Regions from separate parts of the Homo sapiens genome. Here region 2 is linked to region 1. The links are chromatin loops, found by intact Hi-C in ENCODE. Cell type or tissue: heart right ventricle. All regions are shown on one strand.

The links. A loop is a pair of places that touch in the nucleus more often than their neighbours do. Peaks named below come from ENCODE experiments on the same cell type or tissue, not always from the same donor. Only the 100,000 strongest peaks of a DNase experiment are listed, where the experiment ranks them.
Region 2: a loop joins it to region 1, with 4 times the contacts of the local background. A loop is called at or near these places in 7 of 110 quality-filtered maps.

What each region holds. Positions count from the first base shown.
Region 1 is chr4:109,299,581-109,307,580 of GRCh38, reverse strand. COL25A1 (collagen type XXV alpha 1 chain) reads left to right here and starts at 4,923. Exons shown (of 38, transcript NM_198721.4): 1 at 4,923-5,412; 2 at 5,506-5,858; 3 at 6,929-6,998. The coding sequence starts at 5,562. COL25A1-DT (COL25A1 divergent transcript) reads right to left here and starts at 4,546. Exons shown (of 3, transcript NR_160939.1): 1 at 4,254-4,546. RefSeq lists an enhancer at 4,069-4,851. In heart right ventricle, no CTCF peak of the experiment used is centred here; DNase peaks (open chromatin) are centred at 4,302 and 4,730; H3K4me3 peaks cover 2,080 bases; H3K27ac peaks cover 735 bases; H3K27me3 peaks cover 4,104 bases.
Region 2 is chr4:109,180,333-109,188,332 of GRCh38, reverse strand. All of the region lies in intron 3 of COL25A1 (collagen type XXV alpha 1 chain), which reads left to right. LOC124900754 (a long non-coding RNA gene) reads right to left here and starts at 2,463. Exons shown (of 4, transcript XR_007058223.1): 1 at 2,401-2,463. RefSeq lists enhancers at 1-9, 1,386-1,913. In heart right ventricle, no CTCF peak of the experiment used is centred here; DNase peaks (open chromatin) are centred at 3,532 and 3,842; H3K27ac peaks cover 2,730 bases.

The sequences.
Region 1 (8,000 bases):
AATACTATACACAGTGTATTCTCCCATTTTCTTTATTAAGGTACTTAGTGGACGTAACTGGTGGTTGTGGGTATATAAAGATGGCCACAGGCTGGGCGTGGTGGCTCACGCCTGTAATCCCAGCACTTTGGGAGGCTGAGGTGGGCGGATCACCTGAGGCTGGGAGTTCGAGACAACCTGACCAACATGGAGAAACCCCTGTCTCTACTAAAAATACAAAATTAGCTGGGCGTGGTGGCGCATGCCTTGTAATCCCAGCTACTCAGGAGGCTGAGGCAGGAGAATTGCTTGAACCCGGGGGGCAGAGGTTGCAGTGAGCCAAGATCATGCCATTGCATTCCACCCTGGGCAACAGGAGTGAAACTCAGTGTCAAAAAAAAAAAAAAAAAAAAAAAAAAAAAAGATGGCCACAAATCTCTTCATACATTCGCTTCTGCTTGATAGCTTTGTTGGTGAACTTAGGTTAAAATTGTGGTTATAAAAACCCAAGCCTCAAAAACTAATGGTGCTAAAATATATTTTCTAATGAAACTAAAATTTTTTTTGCAATGTAGTTAATATCTAAAAAGAGCATACCATGATTATCTCAGCTGTTTACTTTGGGCAGATAATCTTTCTAAATACACATAAACCATCAGAAATTTTAATATACGTTAGTTCCTCACTTCTATGCTTTATCTCCTTTAAAGATTAGCCTCTTAGAGGTATACAGGAGTGGATTATGTCTTTTTCTTTTTTAAAAATGAACACTTTTACCCACTTAAAAAGCTCCTTTCTTCTGTCTCAATTTTCTGCTTTATCTTTTCTTGCTCTTTCTCCAGGTGCTTTCTTTATTAAACTTCCTGATGTGCCTCTCTGTCATTAGTCTTTATTTCATTTTTTCTGGCATGGAGATTGGTAACAATAGTACTAGTGGTGGGCTGGGTGCAGTGGCTTATGCCTGTAATCCCACCACTTTGGAAAGCCAAGGCAGGAGGATCACTTGAGTCCAGGAGTTCGAGGCCAGCCTGGACAACACAGTGAGACCCTATCTCTACAAAAAATAAAAAATTAGCCTGGTGATTACCTGTGGTCCCAGCTACCCAGGAGGCTGAGGTGGGAGGATCATTTGAACCCAGGTGGTCCAGGCTGGAGTGAGCCATGACCATGCCACTGGACTCCAGCCTGGGCAACAGAGTGAGATGCACTCTCAAAATAAATAAATAAATAAATAAACAAAACAAGCAGTAGCAATGCTGAGTCCTGGGTCAGGATCCTGGCTAGGCTAGCATTAGTAGGGAGGAGAGATGACAGTGACTGTACAGCTTGGATGATTTATTGTTTTTGAGTTGCATTAATGGGAGGAATCAAGGAAACAAATTATTTTATTCAGTTTAATATGCCTTCATAAAGGGCATCCTAATTTTACATGACATGAGAGAGGGCATATCTCTCTGATCCTTTCCCAGTGGGCATATCAATGAAATAGAAATGTATAAACATTTGACAGACAGGGCTTTGTTACTACAGGGCCTGCTTGAGTTATAGGGCATTATGGTGGTTCCAATATCACTTATGCTGTAGCAGATGAACATTGATTTCCTGTGATTGCGATGATATTGGTTTCCTTTGCTCTTGTAACAAATTATCACAAATTAGTGGTTTAAAACAATACAAACATTAATTATAGTTCTGATAGCCAGAGGTCCTACAATCAAGGTGTTGGCAGGGCTGTGTTCTTTCTCTAGGCTGTAGAGGAGAACTTGTTCCTCATCTTTTGCAACTTCTGGAAGTTGCTTATATTCCTTGATTTGTGACTCCCTTCCATCTTCTACACCAGTATTCACATCACTCTCACCTCTGCTTTTGTTGTTACATTGCCTCTCACTCTGAGACCCTCCCTCCCACTTAGAAGGTCCCTTGTGCTACGCTGGGCCCACCAACATAACTGAAGAAAATCTCCCCACTTCCAGATCTTTAACTGAATCATATCTGCCAATCTGTTTCAGCATGCAAGGTAACACATTCACTGTTTTGGAGATTAGGACATGGACATCTTTGGGTGTCCATTATTCTTCCCACTGCATACCTGTCCTATAGCCAGCTGTTTGCATTTTACTATTAATACCATTGATATTAGTCAGGCAAATTGGAGTCAGCTAGACTATAGCATTTTTAGTACTATTTTTACTTTTTTGGAAGCCTCCACATGGGAACCAAAATAACTATGCTTTGATCAATCTACAGAACAGCATGCGTTCAAATCCTCAGAGCTTTGTTGATCCACACGTTCTCTGTGCTTGATGCAGAGAGTCTACCAGGTTTTGAAATCTTAGCGCTAATGGCTGGTAAATTTCTGAGGTATTGTGCCCACCAAAGACATAAAGCAAATCTAATCCTCTGGATAAAGATCTCAAAGCCACAAAATTCCAACTCTATCTCTCTACTAAGATCTAATAGTGCTGAAGGCTTGCCAGAGTTGTTAATGTACCTTCTCATGGCCAATTTACACAAAGCATGCTATAAGAACATTGCATCATCCAAATTAAATGTGTAACCTACTGTAGGCATCAGTCAAGACAGAAAATGGCTTTTCTACTGAAATTTTAAGAGTGGTATGTTGTCCAAAAGAAAAAGCTCTTTATTCTCATTGTCTCCATACTTCAGAGAAACTGATGTGGAGAGTTTGAGAGGAAGAATGAGCAATGAGGCTAGTGAGATGGTAGACAGGGGGCTTTGTTGTGGGGGTTGAAAGATGTAAGATCTTTGTCCTAAGGACAACCAGAATTATTGAAGGACTCTAAATAGATGAGGAGAGGAGGGCAAGGGAGAAGTCAGGGCCGGCAACTGGGTATTTTGGCTTGGGGAGACTGGATGGATGGCAACTCCATTGGCTGAGATGGGAAACAGAGGAAGCAGACAGAATTTGGAGGTAAGCTGCAGGTTACATTGGAAATGAGAGTGAGACATCCAAACGGAGATGACAAAGAGGCAACTGGCTATATGGATCTGAGGTTCAGGAGAGAGGTTTGGGCTTTTGATATGAATTTATGACTCATCAGTGTAATGGGAACTCTACTGGAGAGAGTATACAGAGAAGATGGAATAGACAGAGACCCAAGGAGCACCAACTTTCAGAGAAATGAAAGAGGAAAAGCCTGCAAATGAGACTAAGGAACAGCTAGAGGTTACAGAAAGAGTTTGTACATTAAAATATTTGTACCCATTATTTGGGTCCTGTTATTGGAAACATGTTTAATCACAATTAAATGTGACTTGAAATTTATCTGTTTTAAAATTTATTTAAAAACGTTGTTTATATTTAAAAGAGGAACAGTAAATCCTCACATCGCAGGGTTATGAGGTTCAAATACAAAAAGTATTTGAAAATATTTTGGAAAGTATTATACCAGTGGTTCTCAAACTTTAGTAGTATATATCAAAATCATTTGGAGGGCTTGTTAAAACACAGATTGCTGTTTTTTTTAAAATTATTATTTCAGTAGTGGTAGTAGCAGTTTCTGATTCAGATCTGTGGTAGGAACCTAGAATTTTAATGTCCAAGTTCTCAGGTGATGCTGATGTTATTGGTCTAGGACCATCCTTTGAGAACCACTGTGTAATACAAATGAATTATGGTTTTGACTTTATAGCCAAATTCATTGAGTTTTCCTCCAATGTTAGTCTCTTTCTTCCTCTAATGCTGTTATTTCCTTACCTTGCTTCACACCTAGCAATATCCGTTTACACATGTGAAAGACCAACTTAGTGAAGTATTTTGTTGACTGTTTACAATAGTAAGCAACGACTTCAGGTTAGCTTAATTAAGGAGAATAGGAAAAATATATGGTTTTTTTTTTTATAGGGAGATAAGAAGGAACTCTTTGGAATAAGAGGTGGGATTTCTGTTTTCCCCAAAGTCAATTAGATGTCAAATGCTACTTGTTACCAACTTTCCAAAATCCCATTAGAGACCTTGTAATTTGATCCAGAGAGAACAGCATTAAGAGTCAGGTAAAAGGAAAAACTGACTTCATTCTTCATTCCTTTCCTAAATCCTGAGAAATGTGTATACCTCAACACTCCCTTTTCCAATCCCGCAAAACAGGGAATCAGGAAAACACATTAGCACCCTAGTACAGACTAGGAATACAGAGCTGGGAGGAGACTCAGTGCCGTCAAGACAAGGAAACTGGGGGAGGGGAAGGAAAACTTCCCCTCGTTGGACAATCTGAGGGCTGCAGTGGGAAGAGAAGGGAAGTGGGGAAATGTACCTCAGACGTCGGCCAGACACTTTGCCTCTGGGCATGTGGGAAAGTGAGGGAGGAGGGAAAAGCGCTGCACCACAGCGAGATAGCAACAGCTCCTGCGGCTGCTTTTGAGTGAAGATCAGTAGAGATAGAGCGTGCCGCTTCACATCTTCCTCCCGGAGGCCATTTCTCCATTTTTATGTGGGATAAAAAGGGGGCGCTGGGCTGAGTCAGTATAAGCCAAAGTTGCCGCCTCTTGCGCAGCCGACCCCGCTTCGGCCCCGGCCCAGGCCAGAGAGGTGGCCCTCGGAGATGCTGAAGTTACTCCGCGCAGGGGGAGGGGTCGCCAGGCTCCTCTCCAATCACGGTGGCCGCTCCAGCTATTTGCATACATTATGCTAATAACAGACCTCCTGCCCCGCTCCCACCCAAGCTTCCCGCCTCCCTTGGGGGTTCCCCGGGCCGGCCCGCGGGCTGGGCCAAGGTGAATACATTATGATAATAAGGCGGGCTCCTGCTTTGCCTTCGGAAGGGGGGCGCGCAGCAGCGGGAGCGGCAGGCCGGACGCCGGGCGCCGGGAGGGGGTCGGGGGAGGGACGTCGTGCTCGGAGCGCGCGCGCACTCACACACTCACACACACACTCACGCGAGCATCGCGAAGGGTATTTAAGGATCGCGCACGCGGGGCTGCGGAGATCCTTCGGGCAGCCGCGACTTCGGCTTCGCGAGTAGCATTGGTTCCTTGGGTTTATTTCGTTTTCCTCTCTCTTCTCCACCTTAGTCGCCCCTTTCGCGCTGCGCTGTAGCGTGCTCTCACAGCCTTTTTGCCTTGAACTGAATGCAGGTGGGAAACAGGTCGGCGTGCCGAAAGACACCGAGTAGGTAGAAATAAGGCAAACTCACAGAGGCGCAACAGGTCCGGTCCTCCGTGGCCAGGGCGAGCCGCGGCCCCGCGTGGCGCCTCGGCCGTTGCCCTCGGACCCTGAGCGGCCACTGTTGGGGCCCTCGAAAGAGGTGTCGGTCCTCTGGGAGTCGGAAGAGCTGTCTGGGTGGGTTTCGTCTTGCTTTTTACCCCACCGCCACCCAGTCCCCGGACGGAGGGTGCTTTTCACTTCCAGCTGGGAGGAGAGAAGAAAGCGGGGATGGTGCACGCCTGCGGGTCTGGACGCTGAGCAAGGCAGGGGTCCGTATCCGCTCGTGGGCTTGACTCCACCAACTAGTTGTGCAGCCACAGGGACTGAACTTTGGAGGAATCGACCTTTTTCTTTCCTTTTAGGATTATTTGAGGTGTAGAGGGTGGGAAGCGAAGCCGAGACGGCCGACCCCGCCACGATGCTGCTGAAGAAGCACGCAGGGAAAGGAGGGGGCCGGGAGCCCAGATCCGAGGACCCGACCCCTGCCGAACAGCATTGTGCCCGGACCATGCCCCCGTGTGCCGTCCTGGCGGCCCTCCTGTCAGTGGTGGCCGTGGTGTCTTGCCTGTACCTGGGTGTGAAAACCAACGACCTCCAGGCGAGGATCGCCGCTCTCGAATCCGCCAAAGGGGCCCCTTCCATTCATCTGCTGCCTGATACCCTGGATCACCTCAAGACTATGGTGCAAGAGAAAGTGGAGCGACTTCTGGCTCAGGTGTGAGAGGCTGGGGTATTTTGCACGTGGGTAACATCTTGTACAAGCGTGACTCTGTGTGCATGACTAGCCGCTACCCTTACTGTACCCATACTTGGTGTGGCTGTGTGTGTGCGCGCGCGTGCATGTGTTGGCCAAGGATCTATGCTCACTGTAGCATATATTTATATGTGCACATCCCTTGATGTCCCCATCCCTATCTCTAATCTTCCCTCACTCTCTCTTAATGTTTGCGTGTTAAACACATAGGAAGGTCTAAAAGGGTTCGGAAAGGGCATTTTATCTCTTTTTAGTTGTCCTAAGTCAAACCCAATTGTGGAGAGAATATTTCTTGCAGAGATAGCATCTGTTAAATCTTTTACATGTTGTAAGATGGTTAGGGTCATAGATGTTATTAATATATAAAAAAGGTAATCACTCTTAAATGTAAAATAATGTCATATATAATTTAAAATCAATAATTTCACACGTTGAATCTTTTCATATTAAAAGTTTAAACTTTTTTTTTTTAAAGTAGCTTTATTTTTGGTAAAGGATGCAGTGCCGGGGTATTTATGAATGCAGAGCCCTTGGAATTGAGAGTTGAGAGGAATCTATGTTATGTGTAAGGGTACCTTTAGACTAGAGTAAGGGGGTTTTCTGGAACCTTACCCTAGCCGGGAGCCTATTTGGCAGTAGTTGCAGCCTAGCATGATAAATAAAGCAGTTGACCTTCATGTATAAAATATTGGCTGTTATTGGTAAGCCACAGCTTACCTAATACTGCAACATTTTAGTGCTAGGTTTTTACATTGACTGCATATGCTTGAGCTGAGGGAGAGAGTGGTGGTAGAGAAGAATGGAGAAAGATGTTATACAAGTCCAGCAATCTTGATACCCTATCAGTGGTCATTTTCTTTTTTTAGGACTTAGGCATGGTTACTTTCTTGACTAGAGTCCAAGTACATATGTAAATGTTAGTTATGCAGGTTATGAAATGCCGGTAAATCAGGCGTATGGCCAGAGTCCCTAAAGACTCCATCCCTCTACAGTGCTACTGATGATTATTAATAACTCTTCTTTTCCTACAGAAATCCTATGAACATATGGCTAAAATAAGAATCGCAAGAGAAGCACCTTCAGAATGTAACTGCCCAGCAGGTAAAATGGAACTTATTTAACAAGGTTTCCTCCAGAGCAGAGCATTTTAAAACAAAGGTCCTGTGTCTGTCAAGTCTACCTGTAATAATAGTAAAGAAAGAATGCAGACCCAACTTGCTTTAATAAAATCAACATGTCTCATTCAAAAGGATGGCAAATAAAGCCCCAAATATTATTTTAAGCAGCATACCAAGGCCTGTTATGGGAAAGCAAAGGATATAATCACCAAAGAAAATATAGGCAAGGTGATGTACAAGGACAAACTTCTTAGATTCACAGATTGAAAAATATTCTTCAATTAAATTGTCTTAATGTCTACAGTGAAAAGGACTGTAGAACTGTTAGATTCTGAATTCCTGGCTCGCTCTTATTGTGTTAGTGCAGAGTTTTTTTTTTTTTTTGTTTTGGTTTATTCCCTTTGGCATACGTTTATGTTAGTAAACCACCTTCACTTCCTTTCCTGCTGTTTCTGTTCTATTAAAAAGATTCCATCTCCTATCCTATAGCTAGAGATGATGACTGAAAGAAAATGATTTCTTTATCTTGAGCTTCCCATTACAAACTCTTGCATTCTCAGTGACTTTTGAAGAAGAGGCTCTTATATTTTTACCTTTTTTTCCTGTGTAGCTTCAGGGAACTATATTAAAGGCAGCATATTAGTAGAAGGACAGAGAAGAAGGACATCATGAATAAGACCCCTGGGTAATCATTAAATCTTCCTTCATGGACCTTTGAGGGCTTGGTAGATATCTTAGACCTAACAATTTAGAAGCCCTTGGAATATGGCCATTGGAAACATCTAGTGGATTCAACTCATGTAAGTCATGAAAAACTCCCATGAGTTGAGATGTTTATTTCAGATAAACATTGTTAATACATTTATGAACATGATAGTTTCTTTTATCATCACTCATGGAAAGTGAGTCTCTTAAAATTTCTTTAGTATTAAGCAACATGATACTTAGGTGCTTATATATGAAAAGGCAAGTTCTTGTATTTTTT
Region 2 (8,000 bases), 120 kb after region 1:
CTTCTCTTCCCAAACTTGTTGTCCAGTTGTTTCCTTCTAGCTCAGTCTCCTTGGAAGGAGAGTTAGTGAGGAAAGAACTGGATAGGGCATGAGGAGCATCCAAGAGAGGGGTGGCTGACCAGTTGTATATTTGTTGTAGTCCCTGTATGTATGAATCAAAAAGAGATGGTAGGGGAGGAGCATCGGAACATCGGCTCTATAGTCCCACTTTAGAGTTGACATTGCAATTATGATCTCTTATTGTGTTTTTCGATTAGTTTCATTGGCCTTGTAATTAGTGGGAAATTCTTCCATGTTCTTGTCACGGGTTTCCCTTACTCTCACTTTTCATTATTGTGACTTATCTCCTTTTGGAGGGTGCCTTCATAGGTGTTTTTTCAAGAAGTTGGAAAAGCTTGCTTGCTTTAGGGGCTGCTTAACAATATGTAATTTTAAGTAGGAAGAATGAGGAAAGGGTTTTTATTTTAATTTAATTTAATTTTATTTTTCCCTTAAACCATTTTTCTAAGGTTGATGTACTTTCATTGCTATAGTATGAGAGAAGACATCACATCCTTATACCTTGGGCAAGGGGAAAGCTGATTTTAGCAAAATTACCACATTTCTCCATTGCAGCCTGCATTATCACATTATAACACTACAATCAAATGAAGCCACCAATCACAGAGGACTGAGAAAAAAATAATTTTTCAAAACTGTCTATTAGCTTCATTTTGAAGCTACAATATGCTACGTAAGTATGAATTAATAATACCAAGTTCTGTAGCTTTTATAATGTACCAGCTACTGTTTTTAGCATTTTGCATTTATTAACTAATTTAATTCTCGTGCCAACCCTATGAGGCAATCTTACAAATGAGGAAACTGAAGCAGAGGGCAGTCAAATAACTTGCCATAGGTTTTATAGGTAAGTGTCAGCTAGGATTTGCAATCAGGCAGTGTGGCTCCATTATCTATGTTTTTAATCATGTTAGACTAGCAAAGGCCAAATGACTGAACATCCATCTTAAAATGCTTAATGAATTATTTCTGAATCTACTTAATTTAAATACACGTAAAGAAACCTGGAGAAGTCTTTGAGAAGAAGATGGAAAAGTTAATTATGTGTGTGTGTGTGTGTGTGTGTGTGTGTAGAGAGCAAGAGAATACACACACACAAAACACGACTCTGTGTCACTATTAAAAAAAGGTATAATCGCATGACAATAATTTCTGTAGATTCTCCCTTCTTTCAAGTATTAATATTTTGAAAATAATTTAAATCATTTGCCTTCTTTTATAGAAAAATAATAACAATGATTACCCCAAATCATACCCCTAAGGGTTGTTCCCTGTAACAATGATCAAATTACATTAGCTCGTTATTTATTTTCTCATACCACTTGCTATAGACCATCAATAGTTTGAATTTGTGAGTTAGATGAATACAGTTTTTAGTCCAGTTTTCGGTCACAGAAGAGAGCAAAGCATTTGCTGATGTCGAATGCATGACCTTGGACCTCCTCAGAAACATTCTCTAATCAAATGAACTCCTGGGAGCAGATTATTTACATCTGGAAGGCAAACATTATGTAAATGTTTATTCTTCTCACATTTGTTTAGAGGGACTCAGAATTATCCCCAGGTGGGGAAATCTACATTTTATTGTCTCTTTTTGTAGTGATCCTGTCCCATTTGTCAGGCTATGAAAGGGGACCACTTGAAAGGCAATCGCAGAAGGGCTTCCAATGTCTTCAGTGACCTTTTTGGATTTTCAAGAATTCCTGAAACTGCTAGAACATTCTTAGATTCTCGAGATGCTTTAAAAAAAAGTTGTGTTGGGATGCTTTTATAGGAAGCATACAATAATGTAATTGATGAGATCACAAGCAAAATTAACTTTAAAGCTAGAGATCTCTTTTCTGAAACATTACTGTCATTTATATAATTTTTCTTCTAATTTGTTTACATTAAAAATCCAGAGAATACAAATATCTGAGAAAAAGAGAAAAATGGAAAAATATATGCAAAAAAAGATGAGAAAGAAAGATTAGAAGAAGTTTTGTTTTCATGCAGATAGGATATTAGAGTGTTAGAATTGAGATCTCTCAATTTACCAAGAAGAGAGTCGACCAAGAATTGGAGTCGTTTCTCTAAAGCACAGCAGTCAGCACGTGGTCCATGGGAAGGAGATTTCCACGTGCTTCTCTTTCATCTCATTCATTCCCAGCTGGAAGGTCGGAAGAATGACAAAAGGTCCTGGCAAGAGAGATGCCTCATTGCCATTCTTTTCTCATATATTTGGTAGGTTTTAGCAAATGATAGAAAGATTTTAAATTAGTTTGCCCACGCTGCCACAACGGAATACTTATTTATGTATTATGACTGGGTGGCTTAAACAACAGAAATTTATTTTCTCACAGTTCTGGAGGCTGGAAGTCGTCCAGATCTAGGTCCTGTGGGGTCTCTGAGGAGGCCTGTCTTCCTGGCTTACAGATGTCTGGCTTCTTGCTGTGTGCTCTGGTGATGGAGAGAGGGAGAGAGAGGAAGAAAGGCAGAGAGGGAGATGGAGGAGGAAGTGGGACAGGGAAAGGGAGAGGGAGAGAGAGCACACTCTTATAAGGACACTAATCCTGTTAGATCAGGGCCACACCCTTATGACCTCATTTAACCATAATTATTGCCTTAGAAGCCCTATCTCCAAATACAGCCACACTGGGGGTTAGGGATTTAGCATTTGAATGGGGAAGGCCCCAATATTCCATCCTTAACAGACTCGTAGTACCTTCTAATTTTAAAGAGGATTGATAGTGCTATAGAAATTCTTTCCAAAAAATAGACAGGAAGGTTTGAATAGCAGAATAAATTTAGCTTAGGAATCAGACAGATCTGAATTTGAACCTGTGGCTCATCTACTGACTGATTATCCATAGAGAAGTTATTTACTCTTCCTGAGTCTTAGTTTTCTCCTTTGTACCATGAGGACAGTAATGCTTCAGCTATTGCATAGAGCACTGAACACAATGTTGTTTATAAGGATAAGTGCTCAATGTATGAAAATGATGATTATTATTATCCCAGAGATTAGGTGTATCCCAAGGACTCAATTTACCTAATCCAAGTAAAACTATCATAAACAAGTATTTCCTTATCCTTGACTGCCTTATGAATAATTTTAGGGGAAGTAAAGCTATGATTATGAAATACATAATTAGGGAAAAAGCAAAGCTAGCCATACTTTTTTTAAGCCTTCAAAAATGCCTTTCTTCAACCTTAACAATATTCTTGACTGCTCACAACACTTTCTTTTCTACACATCTTTGAATTTCAAAAAACAAACCAAGTTATGCTAGTGAAACTTTTCCACTGACTCATCTTGTTCTGGGGGCCCTGGAGGCCAGAATCAGGATCAAGAGATGGGATTCCCCAGGAGAAAGATTTAATCTCTACTAAAACAGGAGCTTTGTAATAGTTTGAGCTGTTGAATAAGGAATGAGTTTCCTCACAAGGTGGTGAGTTCCTCATCTCTGAATGGGAGCCACTTGGCAGGAATATTGTGGTAGCATTTCAAGCAATGGACAGGAAACTGCTATACGTGACCTCGGAGAGCTCTTCTGCCCTGAAATTATGTGATTCCAGAATGTCACTTTCAGGAAGTCTCTCCCTTTAGAAAAGGATGTCCAGATGGAAATTACCTCAGTGTCTGGCTTAGGACCTAGAAAATAGAACTCTGATTAACTTGTTCTGGCAGCCCTGGAACTTGAAGTTCTTTCAGACTGTGCCTTAAGTCCTAGGGCTACTGACCATCACTTTGGAGCTAAATATAGTCTAGAAAGTACCATTGTGTATCCGACACTAGGAGCCAGTGCAGCCGGCTTGCGTCTTACCTTGGTGTCTAACACTTCGTTAGGCCCTGGACATGATCCTTTTGTTAGATGCCAGCACAAGCATTTCATTACAGATTCAGGAAATGATGAAGAGATAAATGTTAGAAAGAATGTTTCCAAGGAAGATATTAATGGAGTGTTAATGCATCTTACTCTCTTCCCAGAGCAGAATCCTCTAGAGGGATTTTAGATTTATGGGAGTGAGAGTTCATCTATGCCAACAGAATCTTTACCTTCATTTAGCAACAAAGTAAATATGAATGTTAATTAAAGTGCCTGGTTTAGCACTTCCTTGTAAGCAAAATTCCTTGAAAACTGCTATCTGGAACAAAGCCATATCCTTGCTCAGTCATGGAAACCTAGAGCCAAGAAAACTAATGTATGCTTTCCTACCTCTGAAATGGAAGACAATAACAACATTGTATTCTCCAAGCTGAAAAATTTTGGACAACAGCATTTTTTTCATGAAGCAGGCCTCAAAGAGAGTTGTGAAAGGACCTTTGAAAGAGTTTCTGGAGCCCAATCTTTTTTTTTTTTTTTTTTGAAGTTGGTGTGTGTTTTAAAGGTATAAGTAATATGGGCTTCATAAATATTTTAAGTTTAAACATCAGTTTATTCTTTACCTTTCAACTTGGACACTGGAAATCATGATGCTATTATCAATATTTTAGCTATTATTAAAAGCCAGCCAGGGAAATGCACATACGGGCATACGTGTTGTGCCTCTCTCATAAAGTTTGCCTTTAGGTTTATCATTTATTTCTAATGATAAAGAATGCTTTATAGTTGGTAGCATTTTTTCACATTAATCATTTCTAATGTTTTCAAGATGCCCCAGAAATCTGAAATACCTCGTTATAGTTCTTGATCTATACAAAGATAAAATACTGCACTTGCTACATCTACAAATCAATTTAAAAATTACCTCCTAGATTTGAAATCACTTGGAGTATGGGAAGAAGAAAGAGAAAAGCACAGATAAGTCAGGCAAGCTTGTAAAATGAAATAAAAGTCTTTGCATTTTTCTCATGAATCACAAAAGTGCTTGTTGTTTGCTCCTGAGGGTTGAGGTGTGATAATCTATTAAATTGTTATGTGTTCATCATTTGGTATGGGTCCAAACTTTTTGTCTTCAGTTTTTCTCTTTTTTCATTGTCTTCTCTTTTTTCTCCTTTGTAGATTTTTGGCAGGTGGGTATGGGAGCAAAGCATCAGAGTCTTTGATATTATATCATCAGGATGCTGGTGGAGATGCTGGTTGGGTTAATTTAATTTAAAATTTCCTTTAATGTGTTTGTGGACATGGATGGGGTGGGAGGCTTCTCTCTCTGACACTATATTACTGAGGTTAATGTCATATATGGCTAATACATTATAGTTCTAAGGGTTGCATGTAACTAAAGTAACTAGGCTAATCCTAGTTTAAAATATTTCTGATGCCTCGGTAAAAAGATTGGAAGAATAATGAGCAGTGAAGTGGGAACAAAAAGGATTTTGATAAAGCAAAGCTGATTCTTTGTGTGTGTGTGTGCTATGACCTCTATTGTTCTCAGAAAAGCAGCTTGAAACTTGAAAGGTTAATAGGAAACCTTTTTTCCCCTTATATTGTAGCATCAAAAGTTCTCAGGCTGCAAGTGTAATTTATCCTAACACCTGCTGGGGTAGACACCAGGGCTCTATATCTGCCTCTAATTCTAATGGTCTTGTGATGTGACCTCAGTCACTTACGCATAAAGTGAGGGAATGTTAAATGTCTGTCATCGCAGTTTTGTTTAATAGGAAGATTATATAAATTTTATGTAGTGCTATCTAAATGAATTTTGTTTTCAGCTCTTACCTGGGCGTTCCTGGCTCTTTAGTACTCTGTTGGAACAGATGTGAGATGTCAAGAGTACCTATTCACCAGAAGATTGCTGAAACCTTTACCATGTTTACTAAATGTTATACTTTTAAACACTTACATATTTTTAAATGAAGGATATCTTATTCAAATACTATTATGTAGCTGATGGGATCAATATAATCATACTGTAGTTTACCCTTTGCCTTCCTTAGTAATGAATAGACTCTCTTGACATGCTTCCTGCTCTGTTCTTTACACAATTGAAAACAATAACAAACAGCCATGAAAATGGTACGGAGTTGGTGGCAATATAAATTTTGGCATTATGGAAAACAGCCATTGTGGAAAACAGTGTGGAGGTTCCTCAAAAAATTAAGTCAAACTACCACATAATTCAGCAATCCCACTGCTGAGTGTACACCAAAGGAAAGAAAATCACCACCTCATAAAGATATCTGCATTTCCATGTTCATCTCAGCATTACTTGCAATAGCCAAAATATGGAATCAACTTAAGTGTCTGTCAATGGATAACTGGATAGGGAAAATGTGGCCTATATACACAATGAGATTCTATTCAGCCTATAAAAAGGAGGAAATTCGGCATTTGTGGCAACATAAATGAACCTGGAAAACATTATGTTAAGTGAAATAATGCAGGCACAGAAAGACAAATACCTTGTGATCTCACTTACATGTCGAATCTGAAAAAGTTGAACTCATAGAAACAGAGAGTAGGATGGTGGTTATCAAGGGCTAGGGGCAGGAGGGGATTGGGGAGATGTTGGTCAAAGGGTATAAAATTTCAGCTGAAGGGAGGAAAAGTTCAAGGGATATATTATACAACATGGTGACTATAGTTAATAACAATGTATTACATACCTGAAAATTGCTGAGAGTAGATTTTAAGTGTTCTCATCAAAGCAAAATAAGTATGTGAGGTAATACATTTGTTAATTATTAGCTCAATTTAGCCATTCCATAGTATATTCACATTTCAAAACATCATTTGTACATCAAAACATTTGCATAATTTTTATCTGTCAATTTGAAAAATTTAAAAACTAATACGGTATATTGTTTGGAAATTTAGCTATTGTTCTTTACTTTCAAAAGATACACAGCAATATTTTTAAATATATATAACCATATAATCTGATATCTTTACATAGAAATTAAATCTGTGTTAATTAATTTCATCTGTATTTCATATGGGCATATGATGTTTTACTGAAATATTAAATTTAATTTCAGGGTAAAATCAAATAGTCGCCATTTAGAATAGTGAGTTCTATGGATGGAACTCTGGTCCATGAAGTCCCTGAAGTTGAATGTAAAAGATACGTGTAAGTGAATTTTCAGGGAGATGATCCATAGCTTTTTCAGATCCTCAAGGGAGTCTCCTCCACCCCACCCCAATCATATACATATAAAATTCTAGAACCAGAGGATTAACATAAAGTAGAACAGGCTATCAGAAACTTGGTGGGCTTGTGAAAAGCTTTAAAAATGTGTTTTTAGGAGTGCTGTAATTTAATGACACTGAAGCTCAGTGAGAAAGTGCTTCCTGATGGACAGAGCCCACTTTGCTCAATGCAGACCTCCACAAATGTCTTCATGCAAACTTGCATTGCATAGGTGATATTGGTGTCAGGAATTATGACATTATATATTTGATTCTACCTCTTCTTCAGAAAAAAGATATATCTCTAGAAATGTCACAAACATGAATCAAATCATGTTTTAATATTGTGTTTTATAAATACTAAATAATTAGCCAATGAATATTTAATCTTTTCATTGAAAATGTGAGTAACTTGCAAAAGCTGCTTTTATTTTCTAAAATTGCAGCCCTTTCTGACATTATTTCAATGGACTCTTCCTTCAAGCCTCAAAACTGTAGGTTTGAAGCTTATTTTATAAACTTAATGGAAATCTATAAACTTAATGGATATTATAAATCTTAATATAAATTTTTGGTTTTTAAAAAATATATTTGAATTCTGAAAGCCCTTATATAATCATCATCGTTATCACCACCATCATCATCTGTAACAGGTGCTATTCTAAGTATTTTTTATCCAGTAATTCATTTAATTATTACAGCAATCCTGTGCAATAGATACAACTTTTAGCCCCATTTTACAGACTAGAAAACAGAAGCAAAGAGAGGTTAGGTAGCTTGTCCAACTCTCTATAATAATATTTAAATGAGTAAATAAATAAATGAATAAACTTTACTATCCTTTAGAGTTTTAAAATAACTAGTTGTCAGAGATAGAGAAATAAAAAC